Linked DNA regions of Homo sapiens: region 1 is linked to region 2. The links are chromatin loops, found by intact Hi-C in ENCODE. Cell type or tissue: OCI-LY7. All regions are shown on one strand. Links, peaks and the distances in the headings refer to the core of each region. The heading gives the core; the rest is flanking DNA. Region 1 overlaps SLC15A5 (solute carrier family 15 member 5). Region 2 has its middle 31 kb from the start of LMO3.

Evidence for each region. Hi-C counts contacts between places; a loop is a spot of excess contacts. Peaks named below come from ENCODE experiments on the same cell type or tissue, not always from the same donor. Only the 100,000 strongest peaks of a DNase experiment are listed, where the experiment ranks them.
Region 1: a loop joins it to region 2, with 2.3 times the contacts of the local background. A loop is called at or near these places in 2 of 110 quality-filtered maps.

Annotation. Positions count from the first base shown.
Region 1 is chr12:16,186,834-16,192,224 of GRCh38, reverse strand. SLC15A5 (solute carrier family 15 member 5) reads left to right here. Exons shown (of 9, transcript NM_001170798.1): 9 at 2,410-3,740. The coding sequence ends at 2,557. All of the region lies in intron 1 of LOC101928362 (a long non-coding RNA gene), which reads right to left. Among named protein-coding and RNA genes, the nearest start is that of SLC15A5, 88 kb to the left of the region's middle. In OCI-LY7, for the core only: CTCF peaks have their summits at 2,007 and 2,207; a DNase peak (open chromatin) is centred at 2,194.
Region 2 is chr12:16,634,772-16,640,162 of GRCh38, reverse strand. No RefSeq gene overlaps it. Among named protein-coding and RNA genes, the nearest start is that of LMO3, 31 kb to the right of the region's middle. In OCI-LY7, for the core only: no CTCF peak of the experiment used is centred there; a DNase peak (open chromatin) is centred at 3,262; H3K4me3 peaks cover 705 bases; H3K27ac peaks cover 3,032 bases.

The DNA of each region.
Region 1 (5,391 bases), core at 247-5,246, 450 kb after region 2:
GCAGCCTGTGTTTCTTGGGTGGCATGCTATACACACACAAACAACTGCACTTACTCCCCACCACCTTCTTGGCATATAGATCTTCTCATTCTACATTATAAATCAAAAAACTAAAGTGCAAAGCTAGTTAAATAAACTGACCAAGTTCACACAACTAGGATTCAACCCCAAATTTGTCTCTGAAGCCCATGCTTCTACACTTCTATACTATGCTGCCTCCAGGTGCCATAGAAGAGCTGCCTTCTTGCTCTCTGACAATTCCTAACTTGGTTTGGGAGAAAACTATTTCCTTCAGTTAAAATAACTCTACCCACTACCACCTGTTGACGAGCACCCCACAGGAAAAGAATGGATGTCACATGTCAGAAGTAAGGAGATTCTGGAAAATTTGCCTCCAGAGATTAAGCAGCTAGAACCAATGACATCAATGCCAAAGCACATGCTGCCTTGGGGACCTATTGGCCATTGGGATTGGACAGGCCAAGTCAGAAGAGTTAAGCAAGACACAGTATGAAACCTGAGAGAGAAAGACCAGTGTCTGCAGTGAGGAGCGCATGATTCCGATTTTTTTCTATACTGATTATTTTTGTCAAACACTAATGAACAATAAGCATGCAAAGAAATGGGGAAAAGTACCGATGTCCCAGGGACAGCATTATTGAAACACATTACTTACAAGTCAAATCATATTTAATCTCAGCACATATGCAATCACAATCCCATTTTTTATCAAACCCAAAGGTGTATCTGTTCACAGCCAGGTAATAGTGGCAAATCTATCAAGAACAAGGCAGTCCCAACTTATTCTTGTCCTCAAGATCTTGAGGACAGTGTATTAATTATGAAACAACATCCTCACCAAAATACAGGTAGGATGAGGTCTGTTTTAGCACCCTAGACACCCCCACAGCCAAGTTCATATTAGTCTGATACAATCTTATTGTTAAGTCCTAGAACCAAACCAATCTTGTGAGGGTTACTGGGACATTATCTCAAATCCCCAGCTGCATAAAGCTAGGAATTATCCATAAATATAAGGCCAGACTTACCTGTCACATGTACCACATCAAAGAAACTGAAAACAACCCCTCCACAATCAAATTTGAAATACTGCATTAGTGACATGTCATACTCGAGGCTTTCCAGTTTAGGGGTGAAGGAAGTAGGTAGATGAAAGTAAATATGTCTACAGTGCTTTATATAAATATGTATTCTATCCCACATTTGGTGCTAAAATAAAAAGAAATTTCAGGTGTTTTGAGAGGGAGTGGGCAGAGAGTGTTTGTTTTTATAACTAACACCACTGTCCTTCCAGTGTTGTGAAACACATGTTATAAAGTTGATATTGCACTTGTTTTGTCAAATATTCTAGTAATCTTTTGTGTCTATGCTGTAAGAATTATTGAAAGTGACATAAATCAGAGACAAATGACCAGAGTTGTTCAGGCAGTATTCATTCTCTTAGAGTTACAGTTACAGTTATTTTTAGTAATGTACTGAGAAGGAAAAGAAGGTAAAATTAACTTTTGAAACCTTCACAAATCAAAAATAGATGACTGACCCCATCTATTTTTGAAACTTATGTGTATGTGATAAAATTAAACTTATAGCCGATATTCATTTGTTCATTTGACAAATATTTATTGAACATCTACTATGTATCAATCACTGGGAATAAAGCAGTGAATAAAGCAATTTGAAGTTCCTATTTTGCTGGAACTTACCCGAAAGTGTTTAAGAAAGTAATTTGTCTTTAGAGGCAGTATGCCATGGAGGAAAAGCGCCAGGATTCAGAATAATCAAGTTCTGGTTCCAAATCCAAACTCTGCCAACTACTATTTCTATGAACCTTAAGCAAGTTATTTAATCTCTTGGAAACTTCAGTTTCTTAATCTGTGAAATGGGATGATTCTATCCCACCCTTGCATGGGGCTGGTACTTAGAAGACACTGGAAAGGCAGGTTTTTCTGGAGGTTGGGGATGGAGAGTGCACATTCTAGAAATATATTCATAGACTCCTTCTTTGACAATGGTGCTTTCCACATAATCTCAGCACTGAATTTACAAATTCCCAGTAAACCTCTTATGCATCCTGACCGCCATGAAATCTGTCAAGTCAATAGGCTTTCAGCCTTCTCACCATCTCTCTGTCAGCACTGAAGACAGCGTAGCAGGTTGTTAAAAAGCGCCACCTAAAGGTCCTTATGAGACACTTTACTAAGTCACAAAAACTCCTTTTGTCCTTTTAAAAAGGCTGTTTTGGTGAGCAGTGCTCTTAAATAATCGTCACTGTTGTGCCAGTATCTATGAGCCCATCATAAAAGGTAGACAAGCGCAGGAGGGAAGCAAATGATTTATCAATTCATCTACATCTGGTCCTAAGAAAAGCTTTCTTTCTTTCTTTTTTAGATATTGTAATCTAAATCATTTTAATGCCCAGAACATCCGTGGAAGTAATCTTGAAGAAACACTTCTCCTCCACGAAAAATCTCTGAAATTTTATGGCAGTATACAGGAATTTTCTTCAAGTATTGATCTTTGGGAGACAGCCCTATGAAACTGTGTTTGAGTCTACCTGTCTTATGAGAACAGTATTCATTGTTTTCTTCTTCAGTTGAGCATTTTATGTGTTTTAGTGTAAAAGCCAATATATACAGAGGTGATTTTACAAATATCATCTGTATACTTTATTTACAAAGACTAATTATGAATTTTCTAGTAAACTGTCATGCTTTTGCATTAACATGTTATAGCATTAGAATTAATAAAATAATTTCAAAGTCTCAGTGATTACTCTATGACAAAAAAAATGACAGTTTTCTATACACCAATAATACCTTACAGCTTTCTACAATGGTTCAGCCATTGAAAGCGTATGACCTTTTTTTTGGAGTTTTAATGAGTCATTAGAAGCAAAATGACAGTATTTTAATATACTCTCTTTCAATACACTTAGTGATCCCTTATTACACGTGACCTTATTACATTGTGACCATATACTGTATATAACTGAGTAAATAATAAACATATACATGATTTTCTATATTTGCTGTTAATATTATGCTATCAAAATATGACTTCATTAAGGACATTTTCTCTGAATTTAAAAGCAGTATTACTAAAATAGATGTCCTTAACAAAGAGAATGTCCGCATACTAAAAAAGTTGAAAAATAAATGTAAGTTATGGAATTATTGGAATTAAAAGAAAGAAGGAAATTAGGGAAGATAAAATGAGGGGGCTGAGAGGAGGGTAAGTGACCAAACCAAATAGAGATGCTTAAAGGAATTATATGAATAACATCTTTCGGTCTCCACTGCCAATTCAGATGCATTCAGAAAATTATCTTCTAAGAGTTTCTTCTTTCATAAGCAAAAATATGTGGAAACTCATTTTTTAAAAAATCAAATAAAATTAAAGTCTGTTTCTCAGTAGCAGTATTTGTCAACATTTGGTTGAGGACAACTTGCTACAGGTGAATCTTTCTGGCCCCTATACAGACTGCCTTAACTCAAATCTTTTTTTGAGATTGGGGTCCAGCAATTGGTGGTTTTAATAAGCACACCCAAATCATTCTCATGTTCCCTAAGGTTTAAAAGCCATTGCTTTCCAGGACAATTCATGTTGGATAGGACAGGTGAGTTTATCAGCTGACTGCAAATTATTCTGCAATTATGCACCTCCCTTGTGTATACATAAAATATTTTAGGTCTGTAGAATAAAAGATTTACTCAACTTGATTAGGTATGCTACGCATTTTTAATTGCAAAAGAGGAGCTGTAAAGCACCAGGTGTTTCTGTTACTCAAACTATTTTTTGTTTGAGGACAAATGAAAAGACTTGCTGGTACAGGCATAAATTCGTTTCCTGCAACTTTTTCAAATCCTTTCTGTTTAGCAATTGTTTCCTGGCAAAACAGTGAGGCAGACCCCTAATATTCCTTAGAAGCTTTCCTTGCTGCAAAAGGTTAAATGCCAAGTTTGCAATTTGGGTTTAATGAACACTCACAAGAGCAAGAAATCTTTAAACACTTCACCTCAGTACAAGTGAGAAGCTCTAGTCCCTCTTACTGATAGAAAAGGAGCCTGCTTTATTTTGTTCTCCCCCTCCCCACAAATTTGCCTTCATCTCCTTAATTTCTACATCATAATAGAAAAAGGTGCTCATTGTGGTTTCACTTGTCCTTAGAGCTGAAAGATCTACAGAATTATAAAGTTGACCCAAAGCAAACACCAAAAGAGCTTAGAATCCTCACGTTGGCGTTGACACTCGTGATTAGCTAAATTGCAGTAACTACACAGGCTTCCATTCGGAACAGGATGCATTCACACAGCAGTTTCTTCTCTACTGCCTAGCAACATTATCATTGAGCACCTGGAATAGTTTAGGCATTAAGTGTAATTGGTTTTGCTTTACATAAATCTGTAGCTTTGTAAATAAGCGGAGCATTTCAGCTTCTATATAACACCAATTAACTTAAAGGGATGTGTTGTTTGCAGAAGCCTGCTGGGTTTCGTACTGTATTTCTCCAGTAATATGCTCAGTGGCGGGCGAAGTTCTGTGTCCCTGCAGTGTTCCATTTACTCCAGCCACTTGGTGCCAAGGGTCTGTACCCAGCCACTCATTTGCTCCATTTTTTACTTGTGGCACAAGGTTGGAAAAGTGAAGACTTCCCTAAGAAGCACCTTCTGTGCTCTATTTCTGTCCATGATCAAGGCCTGAAACACAAGGTATTTCAAAATGTTTTCTGTGACCCGCAGAGCCCAGGTCTCACCCCATCTGATTCTGTTCACAACTGACAGTAACATCTCGTTTCTCTTCCTTTTTTTTCTTGTAACACTTCAATCCATTGTAGCCAGAAGTCACTACATTGACCCTATATACAAAATTAAGAAAACTATACTCTCATTACATAAATTTATAAGTGAAGATGATTTTCATCAGAGTGACTTCTTTAATAGCACAAAATAACATTCAGAGATCTGCTCCTGAAAGTAGGTAAATGTTCCCAAGCTCCGTGGATATTTCTCCTTATTTCTTCTTTATTCAGTTTAATCCCTTCTCTCTCATACATATCCCCTTCAGGTAATCTTGATTTATAGCATTCATTCCACCCTAGCCAACCTTTAATTCTCTTGGTTTCTGAAAGTGTTTTATCAACTATCAGAGTAACAATATCACCAAATAACAGCTCGTAATTCCAAAAAGTTTCCTATTATAATATTGCACGATTTACACATTGAAAGAGAGAAAATAATCCTTTCTGAAAACTGTCAGGATCCCTTGTTCTATGAAAACAAAGCTTCCACACTGGTACTCTTAGCCAGTCGGGTGATAGGCATCCACCATCTACCATTCTCTCACTACAAGAGAAGCCAGTGTACAATTATT
Region 2 (5,391 bases), core at 292-5,291:
GTCACTGCACTCCAGCCTAGGCCACAGAGAGACTCTGTCTCAAAAAAAAAAAAAAAAATACTTTGGAGGACCGTTGGGAAGGCATGATTGGTTTTGAAATATGAGGACATGAGATTTGGGAGGGGCTGCAGCAGAATGATATGGTTTGGCTGTGTCCCTATCAAAATCTCATCTTGAATTTGTAGCTCCCATAATCCCCACATGTCATGGGAGGGACCTGGTGGGAGGTAATTGAATCATGGGGGTGGGTCTTTCTTGTGCTGTTCTCATGGTAGTAAGTCTCATGATAGCTGATGGTTTTATTTTTTATTTTATTTTATTTATTTATTTTTGAGACAGAGTCCTGCTCTGTCACCTAGGCTGGAATGCAGTGGCGCACTCTCAGCTCACTGCAAGCTCCGCCTCCCGGGTTCACGCCATTCTCCTGCCTCAGCCTCCCGAGTAGCTGGGACTACAGGTGCCCGCCACCACGCCCGGCTAATTTTTTTTTATTTTTAGTAGAGACGGGGTTTCACTGTGTTAGCCAGGATGGTCTCAATCTCCTGACCTCGTGATCTGCTTGCCTCGGCCTCCCAAAGTGCTGGGATTACAGCCGTGAGCCCCTGCGCCTGGCCGATGGCCGATGGTTTTATAAAGGGGAATTCCCCTGCACAGGCTCTCTTGCCTGCCACCATGTAAGAAGTCCATTTGCTCTTCCTTCGTTTTCCGCCATGATTGTAAGGCTTCCCCAACCATGTGGAACTGTGAGTCCATTAAACCTCTTTCCTTTATAAATTACCCAGTCTCAGTTATGTCTTTATTAGCAGCATGAGAACACACTAACAAAGCCAAATACCCAAATTCATTAAAAACACCAAACCTCGGCCGCGTGCAGTGGTTCAGCCTGTAAATACTAACACTTTGGGAGGCTGAGGCGGGTGGATTATCAGAGGTCAGGAGTTTGAGACCAGCCTGGCCAACATGGTGAAACCCCATCTCTACTAAATATAAAAAATCAGCCGAGCGTGGTGGTGGGCACCTGTAGTCCCAGCTACTCGGGAGGCTGAGGCAAGAGAATCACTTGAACCCAGGAGGCGGAGGTTGCAGTGAGCCGAGATCATGCCACTGCACTCCACACTCCAGCCTGGGCAACAAGAGCGAGACTCCGGGAAAAAAAAAAAAAAAAAAACACCAAACCTTTACTATCCCAAATACAGTCATGGTCGTGAGTAATTCCAAAGTTCATATGAATAATTTACCCAAAACCCTAGTCCCACAGACCTCCTCAATCCCAGTGTCTCTACTAAACTCTCTTTTAGTGCAGTACACAAAAGCACATCACTCTGAACTGTTCCACCTCTGCAAAAAATGACCACAAAATTCAAGACTCCTGTTCTTTACTGCTGCAAGAGCCAGGGTATCTAGGTACATCAGAAACTAACAGTTGCTATGTTAAGAAAAATGAAACACACTATTGAAAGGAAATTGGATAACTAGGGGAATAATCTGGAAGGTTGGAGTGAGGCTCTATAAATGTTAGGACAAAATGAAACTATAGACAGAACAGTAACTGTGATTATACAATTTAATTGATCCAATAAGTATATCACTGCACATTATCAATGCCACTGACGGCTGTGTATTGAAGCTTGATTCAGTGCCACTATCCCCTGAATATTGGAGGTAGCTACTACCTTCGTGAAAATGGATTTTCTATTGACTTCAAGTCTTCGCAAGACTAGTTCTTTATTCAAAATAGAAGGCAAATGTGTTTCATGCCACCACGTCTTGGCACAAAACTCCTCATTACTTTCTTCATCTGTAAAGTTAATTTTTCAAAATCTAACTCAGTGGTCTCCTATGAAGTCTTGTCTGCCCCAACCAACAGAGTTAACCACTTCTGTCTTTGTGTCATCTGTGTATCTAGTACCTCGAATTACAGCATTTTAAATATCTTATTGCAATTATTTACTTGTATCTGCATTTCCTATCAAACAGCCGGTGACTGGAAAGCACAGACCATAATTTACTTTTTAGTGAATTCTCTAATATAGTGCTCAGCACATCATGGGGGCAAGAAAGATTTTAATACTGAGAATATCCTGTCTTTTTCATTTTCACACTAATATTGAGGACTCCCTAGTTTGTTTTATAAAAGATCTTCATATAATTCTTTTTTATGAATGAATGAAGTTGATTTTTGGATAAAGTAAAAATAAAATATTGTAATGTGGACCCAACAGAGCTACTCCTAGGTATAGGCAGAGTAGGTTTGGGCTTAAGGCCACCTACCTTGGATATCACCTCTACTCACTTTGGAGATAGCCACTGGATTCTGAAAAAGTTCCTATTCTAATACAAATGTTGACACATATAGTCCTTAGGTTATTAGATTAATGTAGAGCAGAACAGGGTGTGAGGAGTGGAATCAGAAAGAGAAAAGGAAGACAGAAAAGCTCTGGGGCTTGAGTCCTGCAAGGAAAAGAGAGGTGAATGTGTACCCAATGCGGAGACCTATGGCTCTAAAAGGTATTGGGTGTTTAACAAAATGCTCAGGTTTAACTTCATCTATGTCACAATGTTCCTTGATCTAGTCAATTCTGACTGAAGGTAAGTGCCTTTCGGAAGCCTACAAAACAAATTCCAACCAGTTTCCTTAATCTCTGAAGTGAGAACACATTTACATTTTGAATGTTAGCATAATAATTTCTGTTTTCCAGGTTGCTTTTTTTTTTTTTGAGACGGAGTTTAGCTCTTGTTGCCCAGGCTGGAGTGCAATGGTCTGCCTCCAGGGTTGAAGCAATTCTCCTGCCTCAGCCTCCCAAGTAGCTGGAATTACAGGTGCATGCCACCACACCCAACTAATATTTGTATTTTTAATAGAGACGGAGTTTCACCGTGTTGGCCAGGCTGGTCTCGAACTCCTGACTGACATCAGGTGATCCGCCGGCTTTGGCCTCCCAAAGTGCTGGAATTACAAGTGTGAGCCACCGTGCCCAGCCCAGGTTGCTTTTTAAATAAAACATAGAATAATACTAAGAAATGTTTATAATTTAGAGTGAAAATAGAGAAGCATAGTATATTTTATAGTTGGGATGAAAATAAAAATACAGAAAGAATATGAAATTGAGATTTCAAACCGTGGCATAAGTTGGACTTGTGACTGTAACGGTCTAGTTTTGAAAAGAAATCATGTGTTAAGCACTCCTCAAGGTTAAATTCTCAGTACTCTCAGTCACTCTCAGTTCTCTACATGTTGTAAACTATAATAACAGAAAAACAGAAGTGAAAACTACACAGAAAGCTTTAAAAATATTAACTATCTTTCTATCTTTGGCACTCAACTTGCTCTTACAATAATGAAAAACTTCCCCTCACCACCCCCCAAAAAAACTGATGGAAGTCTTTAAATCCTAATTACTTTCTGGTTTTTGGTATCCACAGTGGGTACCTGAATAAACATAGAAATTATGAAGCTTTGACATCCCTACCCCCTAAAAAATCAGTTGATGAGCACACTTCATGCAGAACTACAAATAATGAACAGAAACTGGAAGACTTACTATCAGAAGATCACTACTTAAACCTAGAGATAATGAAAACAGAGGCCAGGACCTGCTTTGTAAAATAGACATAAATACATTTTATGCTTACAAAATATCTTGGCTGGATAAATTTTTGTTTATGTTTCCATTTATTTCATAATGACAAAAAAGAGTAGATTTTTATAGACATTAACATAGAATATGGGGATATAAGTTTTAAAGCATAAAATAAATAAACTTTTATAATGATTTAACCAAAATATACAGTCAGGTGCAGTGGCTCACTCCTGTAATCCCAGAACTCTGGGAAGCCGAGGCAGGCAGATTGCTTGAACTTGGGGGTTTGAGACCAGCCTGAGCAACAGATCAAAACCCCATCTCTACAAAAAATACAACAACAACAAAAAAATTTAGCCAGATGTGGTGATGTATACCTGATTACACCACTGCCCTCCAGCCCGGGTGACAGAATGAGATCCTGAGATCAGGTCTCAAAAATATATATATATGTAAATAAATATGTATATTTATGTTTCTATAAATATTGATATTTATACATCTATATGTAAATAAATATGTATATTTTATACATATCTATATATAGATAGCTAGATATCTCTATGAGAGAGAAATTTTATATATTTTATATATATTTTATGTATGTCTATATACAGATAGCTAGATATCTATATATAAACATTATATATTATATATAGACATATAGAGAGGAAATATATATTTATATAGAGATAGATAGCTAGATATCTACATATAGATAAATATTATATATTGTATATACATCTGTATATATATAGATAGCTAGATATCTCTCTATATATAGAGAGGGAGAAAGAGAGAGAGAAAATAAGTTTAGCATTTAGAGGGATAGGGGTCTGTAAGCTCATATAATCCAGTTGTCCCACTGTAAAGAAGAAAATCAAGGCCCAGAAGGAATGCCACCTGTGCAGCGTCACCTAGTTGTGAATGAGTGCTGAGTAGAGAAATCTGGAATTCCAGACTCGTGCTTTTAAGTCAGGCAAACTATGATGCGTGGCTTAAATTGAATTTGCTGGTTGATTTTGTTAGGGCTGAATGACTTATATACATTTAGTGGTTAAAAATATTTAAAAAGAATAATTTTCACTACAACAGTAGGGTGGAGTAGCTGTGACAATGATTGCACTACCTACCATGCCAAAAAAATACCATCTGGCCTTTGACAGAAAATGTTTGTTGACCAATGACTTAAGAAACGGGTTTAAAAATTAAATCCTGAAGCCTGCTTTCTACATTCACCAAAAAATAACCTGTACAAAATTTCTCATTTGTCAAACTCAGATTTTTTTTAAAGCGTATTCAGAAAGCCCGTCCCAGAGGCTGGAGCTAAAGGGTGTTTCTGAATTTTAGTTAGCCCTGGCTACTTTAGAAACAAGAATTCAATCACCTTTTTCTTGGTGCTCTATCATACTTAACAGCCATACTCCTCACAAGTGTTTCTTGTTCTCCAGTATCAACCGCCTCTTTTGGTTTATTTTAGCTCTGTGCCACTTCAAAACTTGACTTTTGATGTGGTCCCACACAGGCACCTTAGTCTAAACTCAGCTTTCATGGCCTGTTTGGAGTAGCAAATCTGATTAGCTAAGTTGATTCCTGAGGCATTAACCTGATTACTCAAAAATGTATCTGCTTAGCTTTACTCATCCTTTATTCTAGCTAACTGGCTGCTGGCAAATCTGTGATTTGGCTTCTCTAAGATCAAGAATTCCTTCATTCCAACCATTCCTGATTCAGAAGATGGCAGCCTGGGAAGAAGCAGCCCCCATCAGGGGCTAGCCCAGTGATGTTTCCTTTAGAAGAAGCTGTGTTT